Linked DNA regions of Homo sapiens: region 1 is linked to region 2. A link is an interaction called in ENCODE POLR2A ChIA-PET data of the cell type or tissue named here. Cell type or tissue: PC-9. All regions are shown on one strand. Links, peaks and the distances in the headings refer to the core of each region. The heading gives the core; the rest is flanking DNA.

Region 1 (5,373 bases), core at 215-5,214, 210 kb before region 2:
ATTACAGGCGCCCGCCATGACGCCCAACTAATTTTTGTATTTTTAGTAGAGACGGGTTTTTGCCATGTTGGCCAGGCTGTTCTTGAACTCCTGACCTCAGGTGATCTGCCCGCCTCGGCCTCCCAAAGTGCTGGGATTACAGGCATGAGTTACGGTGCCCAGCCGAAGATAGCATTTTTTTTTTTTTTGAGATGGAGTCTCTCTCTGTTGCCAAGCTGGAGTGCAGTGGCATGATCTTGGCTCACTGCAACCTCTGCCTCCCAGGTTCAAGTGATTCTCCTGCCTCAGCCTCCTGAGTAGCTGGGATTACAGGTGCACACCACCATGCCCGGCTAATTTTTGTATTTTTAATAGAGATAGGGTTTCACCACATTGGTCAGGCTGTCTCAAACTCCTGACCTCGTGATCCGCCCACCTCAGCCTGCCAAAGTGCTGGGATTACAGGCATGAGCCACTGCGCCTGGCCTGAAGATAGTTTTTAAGTTGGAGCCCACCAAAGACTTTGTATTTATTTCCTAGGTTTTCTGTGGAAACCAGAGAAATAATTCCCCCCAGGCTTGAATCTCAGTAATAAGCACTTGGCATAATCATTACAGATCTATAGCTTTGTTTAGTCCATTCTGTACCCAAAGCGGTTTCTCATTGTCCATCTTTTTTTTTTCCTGCTGTAGACACAGGGGTCTCACTTATTGCCCAGGCTAGTCTCACAATCCTAGCTTCAAATGATCCTCCTACCTTGGCCTCCTAAAGTCCTGGGATTACAGGCGTGAGCTACCATGCCTGGCTTCAGTGTCCATCTTTTTGACACTCGTTTTATATTAATTTCCTCCTTTATCTGTCTCTATAAAATGTTTGAAAGTTGCAGGTGTGATATGCACCTTTACATTTATTTATTTATTTATTTATTTATTTATTTATTTATTTATTATTTAATTTTTTTAGATGGAGTCTAACTCTGTCACCCAGGCTGGAGTGCAGTGGCACGATCTAGACTCACTGCAACCTCTGCCTCCTGGGTTCAAGCAATCCTCCCACCTCAGGCTCCTGAGTAGCTAGGATTACCGGCATGCACCACCACACCTGGCTAATTTTTTTTGTATTTTTAGTAGAGATGGAGTTTCACCATGTTGGCCAGGCTCGTCTCAAACTCCTGACCTCAAGCAATCCACCCGCCTTGGCCTCCCAAAGTGCTGGGATTACAGGCGTGAGCCACCATGCCCGGCCTGCACCTTTACTTTTAAATACTTCAGTGGGTATTTCCCAAAAACATTCTCTTATAGAACCACTGTGCATTTATCAAAATTAGGAAATCAACATTGATCTAGTACTAATCTGTCTGTAATCTAATCTATAGACATTCTCATTTCATCAGTTTTCCCACTACCTTCCTTTATAGCAACAGACAAAACACTGTTTTGGTCCAGGACCTTATCCTGGACCACACGTTACATTTAGTGGTCAAATCTGGCCCAGCACAGTGGCTCACGACTGTAGTCCCAGCACTTTGGGAGGCCGAGGCAAGCAGATCATGAGGTCAAGAGATCGAGACCATCCTGGCCAACATGGTGAAACCCCGTCTCTACTAAAAATACAAAAAATTAGGCCGGGGCGGTGGCTCACGCTTGTAGTTCCAGTACTTTGAGAGGCTGAGGCGGAAGATCAGGAATTCGATACCAGCCTGACCAACATGGAGAAACCCAGTCTCTACTAAAAATATAAAATTAGCCAGGCTTGGTGGTGCATGCCTGTAATCCTAGCTAGTCGGGAGGCTGAAGCAGGAGAATCGCTTGAACCTGGGAGGCGGAGGTTGCGGTGAGCCAAGATCGCACCATTGCACTCCAGCCTGGCCAACAAGAGCAAAACTGTGTCTCAAAAAAAAAAAAAAAAAAATTAGCTGGGCATGGTGGCACGCACCTGTAGTCCCAGCTACTCGGGAAGCTGAGGCAGGAGAATCGTTTGAACCCAGAAGGCAGTGGTTGGAATGAGCCGAGATCACGCCACTGCACTCCAGCCTGGCGACAGAGCTAGACTCCATCTCAAAAACCAAAAAACCAAAAAAATAAAATCACCAATCAGTTATTTTGTAGGGTGTTCCTCAGCTTAGCTTTGTTTTCCCTTTTTTTTTTTTTTTTAATTTTTTGTATTTTTGGTAGAGATGGGGTTTCTGTGTTTCCCAGGCTGGTCTCAAACTCCTGAGCTCAAGCTATCCACAAGCCTCGACCTCCCAAAGTGCTGGCATTACAGGCGTGAGCCACTGTGCCCGGCCTTGGCTTTGTTTTAGTTTTTTGGATATTTCATCGTGATCAAGTTCTGGGTTTGCACTTCTGGCAGATACCACAGGGCAGCAATGCCTTTGCTCTGTCCCCTCCACTTCATCTCTGCTGCCCACCATCACCCACCTTCTCAGTCCAGTCTATGGGTATGACAGTTTATCTGCTGAAAACCCATCCTTGCTTCTTTGTTGCCTACCAGATGCAGGTCGCACTCATAATCCTCCTTCCCGGACTCAGGAACAGCAAGACTGTTACTATGCCATTGTCCCCTGCCCTCCTTCCCACCCTCCTTTTTTTTCCCTCTCCCACTCCCTTCTTTCACCCCTTTCTTTCTGTTTTATGCTGCTTCAAGTATTAATTTTAAAATTGTTCTACAAGAATGCGATTTATCAGAAGGATGTGAACCAAGCAGAATTTCTTAGTATTTCTTTGCCTTAGGGCATTCCCCTTGTGTGGTTTAAAATTTGTCCCCCATTCCTTTTTGCCTGTGGAACTTATCCTTATTCTTCAAGAGACTCCTACTCCTAATAGCACTTTGAATTTAACCTCCCTGGTAGTTCTTCTCAGCCAAATTTCACCTTCCTGAAAACAGGATTCTCTGTTCTCCTTGTCTCCCTAGAGCCCGATACAGCATATACATTAATTGATTATTGTAAATTAGCCAGGCATGGTGGCACGCATCTGTGGTCCCAGCTACCCTGGAGGCCGAGGTGGGAGAATTGCTTGAGGCCAAAGGTTCAAGGCTGCAAGTGAGCTGTGATCATACCACTGCACTCCAGCCTGGGCAACAGAGCGAGACCCTGTCTCTTAAAAAACAAAAGAGAGAGAGAAAGAGACAGGGTCTCGCTCTGTTGCCCAGTCTGGAGTGCAGTGGTGCAGTCATAGCTCACTTGCAGCCTCACCTTTCTGGCCTCAAGCCTCTTGAGTAACTGGGACTACAGGCATGTGCCACCATGTCTGGCTAATTTTTGTATTTTTTGTGGAGACAAAGTCTCACTATGTTGCCCAGGCAGGTCTCAAACACCTGGCCTTAAGCCATCCTCCCACCTTGGCCTCCCAAAGTGCTGGGATTATAAGCATGTGCCACTGGACCCAGCCAGAGACCCTGTCTCTTTAAAAAAAAAAAAAAAAAAAAAAAAGATAGATTGAATGAGTGGTTTTCAATCTGGAACACCTTAATTCCATTTTCGTCTTTCTTCAAGAAAAAAATGACCATATATTTCCCCTTGTTGGCATTAGTTTGTACTTTTATGGAATTTCAGAAGAAAAATTAAACCTGGTATCTGTGAGCTTAGTGTGCATTGGAGGGATGTCTTTGTGTACCCTTATTTCCTAAGAAAACTTTTTCTCCCTTTTATAAAATTAAAGCAAGTTCATTGTAGAAATTGGACAAATGGCAAGAACTGTGAAGAGGAACTCAAAGATTCGTGATCTGCTACTTAGTGAAAACCACCGTTAATGATTTGAGATGTTTCTTGTAGTCTTATTTCTCTGCATATACACATATATTTATTTTCACATAATTCAGAGTATGAGGTAAGCTAGCTTTCAACATTTTTTTAACATAGCCCTCTTAGATGAGGCAGAAGAGGCCGGGTGCAGTGGCTCACACCTGTAATCCCAGCACTTTGGGAGGCCGAGGTGGGTGATCACTTGATGTCAGGAGTTCCAGACCAGCCTGACCAACATGGCAAAACCCCATCCATCTCTACTAAAAATACAAAAATTAGCTGGGCTTGGTGGTACATGCCTGTAATCCCAGCTATTCGGGAGGCTGAGGTGGGAGAATTACTTGAACCCACGAGGCGGAGGTTGCAGTGAGCCGAGATCGCACCACTGCACTCCAGCCTGGGCGACAAAGTAAGACTCTGTCTCCAAATAAATAAATAAATAAAGCATGCATGCATGCCAGGCATAGTGGTGTGCACCTGTGATCCCAGCTATTTGGGAGGCTGAAGCAGGAGGATTGTTTGAGCCCAGGAGTTCCAAGGCTGCACTGAGCTCTGATCGCACCACTGCAATCCAGCCTGGGCAACAGAGCAAGACCCTGTCTCAGAAAAAAAAAAAAAAAAAAAAGGAAAAGAAAAAATTACCATTAATTCAGTAGTATCATTTCACATACAGTTCATTTTAAAATTTATTCATTTGACGTAAAACTATATGTTATAGCTGAGCTTTTTGTACTAGGATTCAATCAATAGTCACACTGCACTTGGCTTTGCCTCTTTAGGCCCTTGCCGTCCAGAACAGTCCTCTCTGGCTTGTTTTAATAATGTGATTTTTTTTTTTTTTTTAAAGAGACAGAGTCTCACTCTGTCACTGAGGCTGGAGTACAATGGTGCAGTCGTAGCTCACGGCAGCCTCTAACTCCTAGGCTCAAGTGATCCTTCCTCCTTTTCTTCCTGAGTGCTACAGGCATGCTCCACCACACTCAGCCAATGATGACCTTTTTTGAAAAGCCTAGTCAGTTGTCTTGCAGAATGTCCTCTTCATGTAATGTGCTCTTTGGACCTCTTCAGCATCCTCAGCTGCCTTCCAGGACCAAGTGTGGCCTCTGACTGAGCAGGGGGTTGAGCACCCTGCAGGTGGTGGACGCGGGACTGCTGCCTCCCTTTCTGGACAGGGCACACGTATGAATTGGGCTTACGGGCTCCATAGGGTTGTATTGAATAATTGAACGAATTGTGAGCTAGTGTTTTCCCCAACTTTGACTGACAGATAGTGGGCTTGCACTTTGCTTAGGGAAAGCTGGTGCTGCCACCTGCCCTCTCACCCCATCTCTCTCTCTTGCTCATGGTTGGAATGGCCATATGACCACACAGTTTCCATGTAGTATTCCAGGCAGGGAGTCCTAGCTGATTAGAGATGACATTCCCAATGAAACTTGTTTGCCAGGCCTGGTCAAAGCAGTCCAAAGTCAGAAGTCTTTGTGTCCCTGTTTTTGTGTCCATTTCATGTACCTTGGCACTTTAAGGCTTGTCCTGCAAAATAAAACATTGCATCATCACTTGTGAAGGCAGAGCTTGGGAGTTTGCACTGCTAAGATGAGGATAGGAAAGAAATTTATGCCGCAGGGCCTTTGATGCTGCCCACTCACCTG
Region 2 (5,373 bases), core at 110-5,109:
TTTTAGTAGAGATGGGGTTTCACCATGTTGGCTAGGCTGGTCTCGAACTTCTGACCTCAAGTGATCCACCCACCTCAGCCTCCCAAGCTGCTGGGTTTACAGGTGTGAGCCACCGTGCCCAGCCTCAACTGTATTTTTTTTTTTTTTTGAGACAGAGTCTCGCTCTGTTGCCCAGGCTGGAGTGCAGTGGCGCGATCTTGGCTCACTGCAAGCTCTGCCTCCCGGGTTCACACCATTCTCCTGCCTCAGCCTCCCTAGTAGCTGGGACTACAGGCGCCCACCACCACGCCTGGCTAATTTTTTTGTATTTTTTAGTAGAGATGGGGTTTCACCGTATTAGCCAGGATGGTCTCGATCTCCTGACCTCGTGATCTGCCTGCCTTGGCCTCCCAAAGTGCTGGGATTACAGGCGTGAGCCACCACGCGTGGCCCTCAACTGTACGTTTTTATCCATGTCCTCGTTTTATATGGGATTCCCACATTCTTGCTGAGGTTCACACAGTTGTTGAGCCAGGATTTGAATCAAAGATTGAATCCAGCCTGAATTATTTCAGAGCCTTACTGTTAACCATTGTGTGGTACAGCTTCTCAGCACATAATGAGATCCCTGAAGAAGCAGGATGGAATGGGTCAAGGATACAGGGTTAGCCTAGAATGGGAAGTGGGCCAGCTCATTTTCTTGGAGGAGAAGGTAGTAAGATAGAGAGTGTGCTGTGGATGGTTGGTAGGAGGTGTTGAGGGGAGATTACTTCTGTTGTACCTAGTCTTGGTGAAGGTGGCAAGGTTATTTGCAGAGATTAATGGTTAAATTAGATGTTTGATGTGTGAAGAAATACTTTGAGAGCAGTATGGAATCTGTAATCTTACTGGTGGCTATTAGGGGATTATATTATCCTGTCTTTGAGGCTCTGCTCTGCTGATGTTCAGCCTTAGGGGTGAAATAATTCCTCTGTTCCAGTCCCCACTCATCTCTCCACCTCTCTGAGTTCTTTTTTTTTTTTTTTGAGACAGAGTCTCACTCTGTTGCCCAGGCTGGAGTGCAGTGGCACGACCTGGGCTCAATGCAGCGTCTGCCTCCCAGGTTCAAGCGATTCTCCTGCCTCAGCCTCCCGAGTAGCTGGAATTACAGGCGTGTGCCACCACGTCCGGCTAATTTTGTATTTTTAGTAGAGATGGGGTTTCACCATGTTGGTCAGGCTGGTTTTGAACTCTGGACCTCAGGTGATCTGCCTGCCTCGGCCTCCCAAAGTGCTGGGATTACAAGCGTGAGCCACCGCACCTGGCCATAGTCTATCTATGTTTTTTAAAAGTTCATTTCAAGCATTCTTAATTGTGTCTGATTTTTGCACAAGTTTGATTTTTTTTTTAAGTTTTCTCATGAGGTTGCAATTTTTGTTGTTTTTTGAGAGAGGGCCTCTCTGTGTTGTCCAGGCTAGTCTTGAGCTCCTGGCCTCAAGCAGTGATCCTCCTGCTTTGGCGTCCCAAATTGCTGGGATTACAGATGTGAGCTACTGTGCCAGGCTGCACTGGTCTACTTTTTTTTTTTTTTTTTTTTTTTTTGAGACGGAGTCTTGCTCTGTTGCCCAGGCTGGAGTACAGTGGTGCAATCGCAGCTCACTGCAACCTCCGCCTCCCCTGTTGAAGTGATTCTCCTGCCTCAGCCTCCTGGGTAGCTGGGATTACAGGCACACACCACCACACCTGGCTTATTTTTGTATTTTTAGTAGAGATGGCATTTCACCATGTTGGCCAGGTTGGTCTCAAACTCCTGACCTCAGGTGATCCTCCTGCCTCGGCCTCCCAAAGTGCTGGGATTACAGGTGTGAGCCACCGTGCCCTGCCCACACTGGTCTAGTTTTAAACCACTGGAAGACAGAGATTTAATCCTTTAAACTACTTGTGTATTTCCCCAAATGCTTATAGTTGGGCACATGCTAAGTATTTAGTCAATTCTTGCCACTGTTAATCAGTCATTTGTTAGCAGTTACAAATTTGCATAGAAGAAGAAAGCATGGATTTTTTTGTTGACAGTGAATTTTCTTTATAAACACAAGGGGGTGCTCTTTAACCATCAATGACCAGTTTAAAAAAAGTTTAAAGTCATTTTAAAGCCTTAGAAGGAAGCCTGCATAAGGCAAATTGCTACAGGAACAGTAATACATTTTAGGGCTGTGCACAGTGTTTCATGCCTGTAATCTCAGCACTTTGGGAGGCTGAGGCAGGCGGATCACGAGGTCAAGAGATTGAGACCATCCTGGCAAACGTGGTGAAACCCTGTCTCTACTAAAAATACAAAAATTAGCTGTTGTGGTGGTGCGTGCTTGTAGTCCCAGCTACTTGGGAGGCTGAGGCAGGAGGAGAATCATTTGAACCCAGGAGGCGGAGGTTGCAATGAGCCGAGATCATGCCACTGCACTCCAGCCTGGTGACAGAGCAAGACTGTCTCAAAAAAAAAAAAAAAAAAAAATTTAGGTGGTAGGTATTTTAGCTATCCTTTAAAATTTAAAGATTCTTTTTAAGATTTATTTTCCCTAAAAATACAAGACTTAAAAAAATATGTGTATTATTCCTAGGTAACTCCAGAAGATCCCGGAGCTCAGTTCTTGATTCGTACTGGGTCTGTTGGCCGAAATAGGGCTGAAGCCTCTTTGGAGCGAGCTCAGAATCTCAACCCCATGGTGGATGTGAAGGTGGACACTGAGGATATAGAGAAGAAACCAGAGTCATTTTTCACTCAATTCGATGCTGTAAGTTTCTTATTATAAAATCTGCTGTGGGAATTAAACAAATTAAGGTGCTAGTTGTATATACTTTCAAATCCCAAAGCAATCTGAGAGCATTCAAATATCAAATTCTGAGCTTTTTCCCAAGAAAATGTATAAGCTGTTCTATTGTTTAGGCTTAGTATATTGTGTGAATGTGTTGCTAGAGAGGTCCAGTCTGTTGCATCTGCTGTAGTTGTTGGTGACTTGCTGTCTGCTGGCTTCTTCTCTGGGCATATGTTCCCTCAGCCAGGTTTCGTCTTTGGTGTTTTGTCTTCCTTCCAGAATCTTTGCACATAACTTTAATCCATGTTATTGCAAATGTTTTCTTCCGAAAACTTAACAAGTTGGTGATTAATTTCTGTGGCAGCGGCATTTTTTTGTTAGAAATATCAAACTACAGCTTGTGTTTTGTCTTAAGAAAAGCACACCTGATCTTGATCTATGTCTGTCTGTCTGTTTCTCACAGTCACATTGACCATGTTGCCATGGATAACTAGAGAAAAATCACTGTAGTCGTAAGTCAAATGAGGCATATCCAGCCTCATTTAGTTTCACTGCCAAATCTATGCGGAGGTGAAAGGATAAATTCTTTGTCAATATCTGCAACCTTTCAGACATAGTTCCCTGCATTCTGGAAAAGCTTAACAAATCTTGATAAATGTGAAATAGTCATAGATGAGCTACTAGTTTTTTAAATGAAAGGCCCCAGTATGTTACATGAGAGGTTAGAATTTGGGTTGGGTAGTTTTTTTTTTTTGCACCTTTTTTTATTTGAGATGGAGTTTTGCTCTTGTCGCCCAGGCTGGAGTGCAATTGTGCGATCTTGGCTCATGGCAACCTCTGCCTCCTGGGTTCAAGTGATTCTCCTGCCTCAGCCTCCCAAGTAGCTAGGATTACAGGCACTCACCACCATGCTGGGCTAATTTTTTGTATTTTTAGTAGAGATGGGGTTTCACCATGTTGGTCAGGCTGGTCTTGAACCCCTGACCTCAGGTAATCCACCTGCCTCGGCCTCCCAAAGTGGTGGGATTACAGGTGTGAGCCACTGCACCTGGCCTGTTTTTTACACTTTTCTTTCTTTCTTTCTTTCTTTTTTGAGATGGAGTCTCACTCTGTCGCCCAGGCTGGAGTGCAGTGGCATGATCTTGGCTCACTGCAACCTCCGCCTCCCTGGTTTAAGCAGTTTTCTGCCTCAGCCTCCCGTTTTTACACTTTTCTATTTCATATGTGCATCTGTTCAAATATGGGCTTGGAAGGATGGATCATCTGTGCATTTGTCCTGTTTTCTTTTTCCTAGTCCCTTCTATTTTTTAACTTGAGGTATTGGGACACTTTCCATTTGGACATAAGTCTTCATTTTCTTATCTGTAGTAACCACATTTATTTTATGCCAGGTGTCCCTTGAACTTGTAGAGTTAGAGGGTTTGTTAAAACTGAAGTGTGAGGCCAGTTGATTGTGTAATGCGTGTGCATGGGGCCATGTTGACCGCCTTGCAGGCCGTGTTTGGCTGGTCCTTGCAGGTTTTATAGTTACTTTAGACTCTGCAGGGTTCCATTTGATCAATTGGTTGCATGTTCACCTGTGGATTTCTTACTTTTTAGATGGGATTTTTCCTTGGGTGGCTGCATTCTTTGAAACACCAAAGGAACACATTTCTCTGTGAGTGTTATTTCGGTATTCAGGCTGCTAGACAACAGCAAAGAGGGTCTATCAAGTGAAAATGTCCTTTTGTTCAGGAGAAAGCATGTGCAATTTGGAAGTTGTCTTTTGACCATGATCACAAAGCTTCTCCCGAAAAGATGGTATTTTGTGCAGTAGAACTTAGCCATTTCCAATACCTCAACTTACTGGAATACAACCTGGAGGCCCCAGAGCAACACTGATAATTCCACTGAGTGGATCACCAGTTCATTGTCTAAGCCTGAATGGAAGGTCACTTGGTCTGTAACCTTTTCTTTTGTCCTTAAATTCAGATAAAGTTTCACACCGCAATCTGTGGAAAAATGATCTCAACAGGACTTGTTTATCTTCTTTATCTTAACATATCAATCAAAAGGAGGGGGGTAAAAAGCCCTTGTATTTAAACATGACCTTTGGGTCAATTTAAAAAACTGGTTTTGCTTGTCCCTGTAGCTTATTTGGATTTTAATAGATTTAGCAGTATAGAAACAACTTGCTAAGTTATTTTTTTTATGAGAACTATGAAATGTGTATATGTTCGTGGATTACAGAAAACATTTGTTGAATGGCTTTTACTTTTTAGCTAAACACATTTTATTTTGGCTGCAGAACGTGACGGTCTCATAACTTATATTTTCTACACATTGAAACCTGCAACTTTTCTTTTGTCTTCTAGCCATAGGGCCCAAAGAACCTGTTGTACCAGTTTGAAACATGCTTTGAGCATGCCCAGAGAGACTGTTCATTAAGATTTATTTAGACATCAGGGCAGTGATTCACAGTTTGCAAAACTCAAACCCAGCCAATTTCTTTCTTTCTGCAGGTGTGTCTGACTTGCTGCTCCAGGGATGTCATAGTTAAAGTTGACCAGATCTGTCACAAAAATAGCATCAAGTTCTTTACAGGAGATGTTTTTGGCTACCATGG

Evidence for each region. ChIA-PET counts read pairs that join two places held together with the same protein. Peaks named below come from ENCODE experiments on the same cell type or tissue, not always from the same donor. Only the 100,000 strongest peaks of a DNase experiment are listed, where the experiment ranks them.
Region 1: POLR2A ChIA-PET joins it to region 2 with 5 read pairs; 6 of 35 experiments call an interaction of 5 or more read pairs at or near these places.

Annotation. Positions count from the first base shown.
Region 1 is chr19:46,938,489-46,943,861 of GRCh38, forward strand. The region is part of intron 3 of ARHGAP35 (Rho GTPase activating protein 35); the gene reads left to right. Among named protein-coding and RNA genes, the nearest start is that of NPAS1, 79 kb to the right of the region's middle. In PC-9, for the core only: no CTCF peak of the experiment used is centred there; no DNase peak of the experiment used is centred there.
Region 2 is chr19:47,147,629-47,153,001 of GRCh38, forward strand. It overlaps SAE1 (SUMO1 activating enzyme subunit 1), which reads left to right. Exons shown (of 9, transcript NM_005500.3): 3 at 2,574-2,747; 4 at 5,270-5,373. Among named protein-coding and RNA genes, the nearest start is that of SAE1, 19 kb to the left of the region's middle. In PC-9, for the core only: CTCF peaks have their summits at 2,071 (motif pointing right) and 2,270; DNase peaks (open chromatin) are centred at 2,063 and 4,813; H3K4me3 peaks cover 1,082 bases; H3K27ac peaks cover 2,613 bases.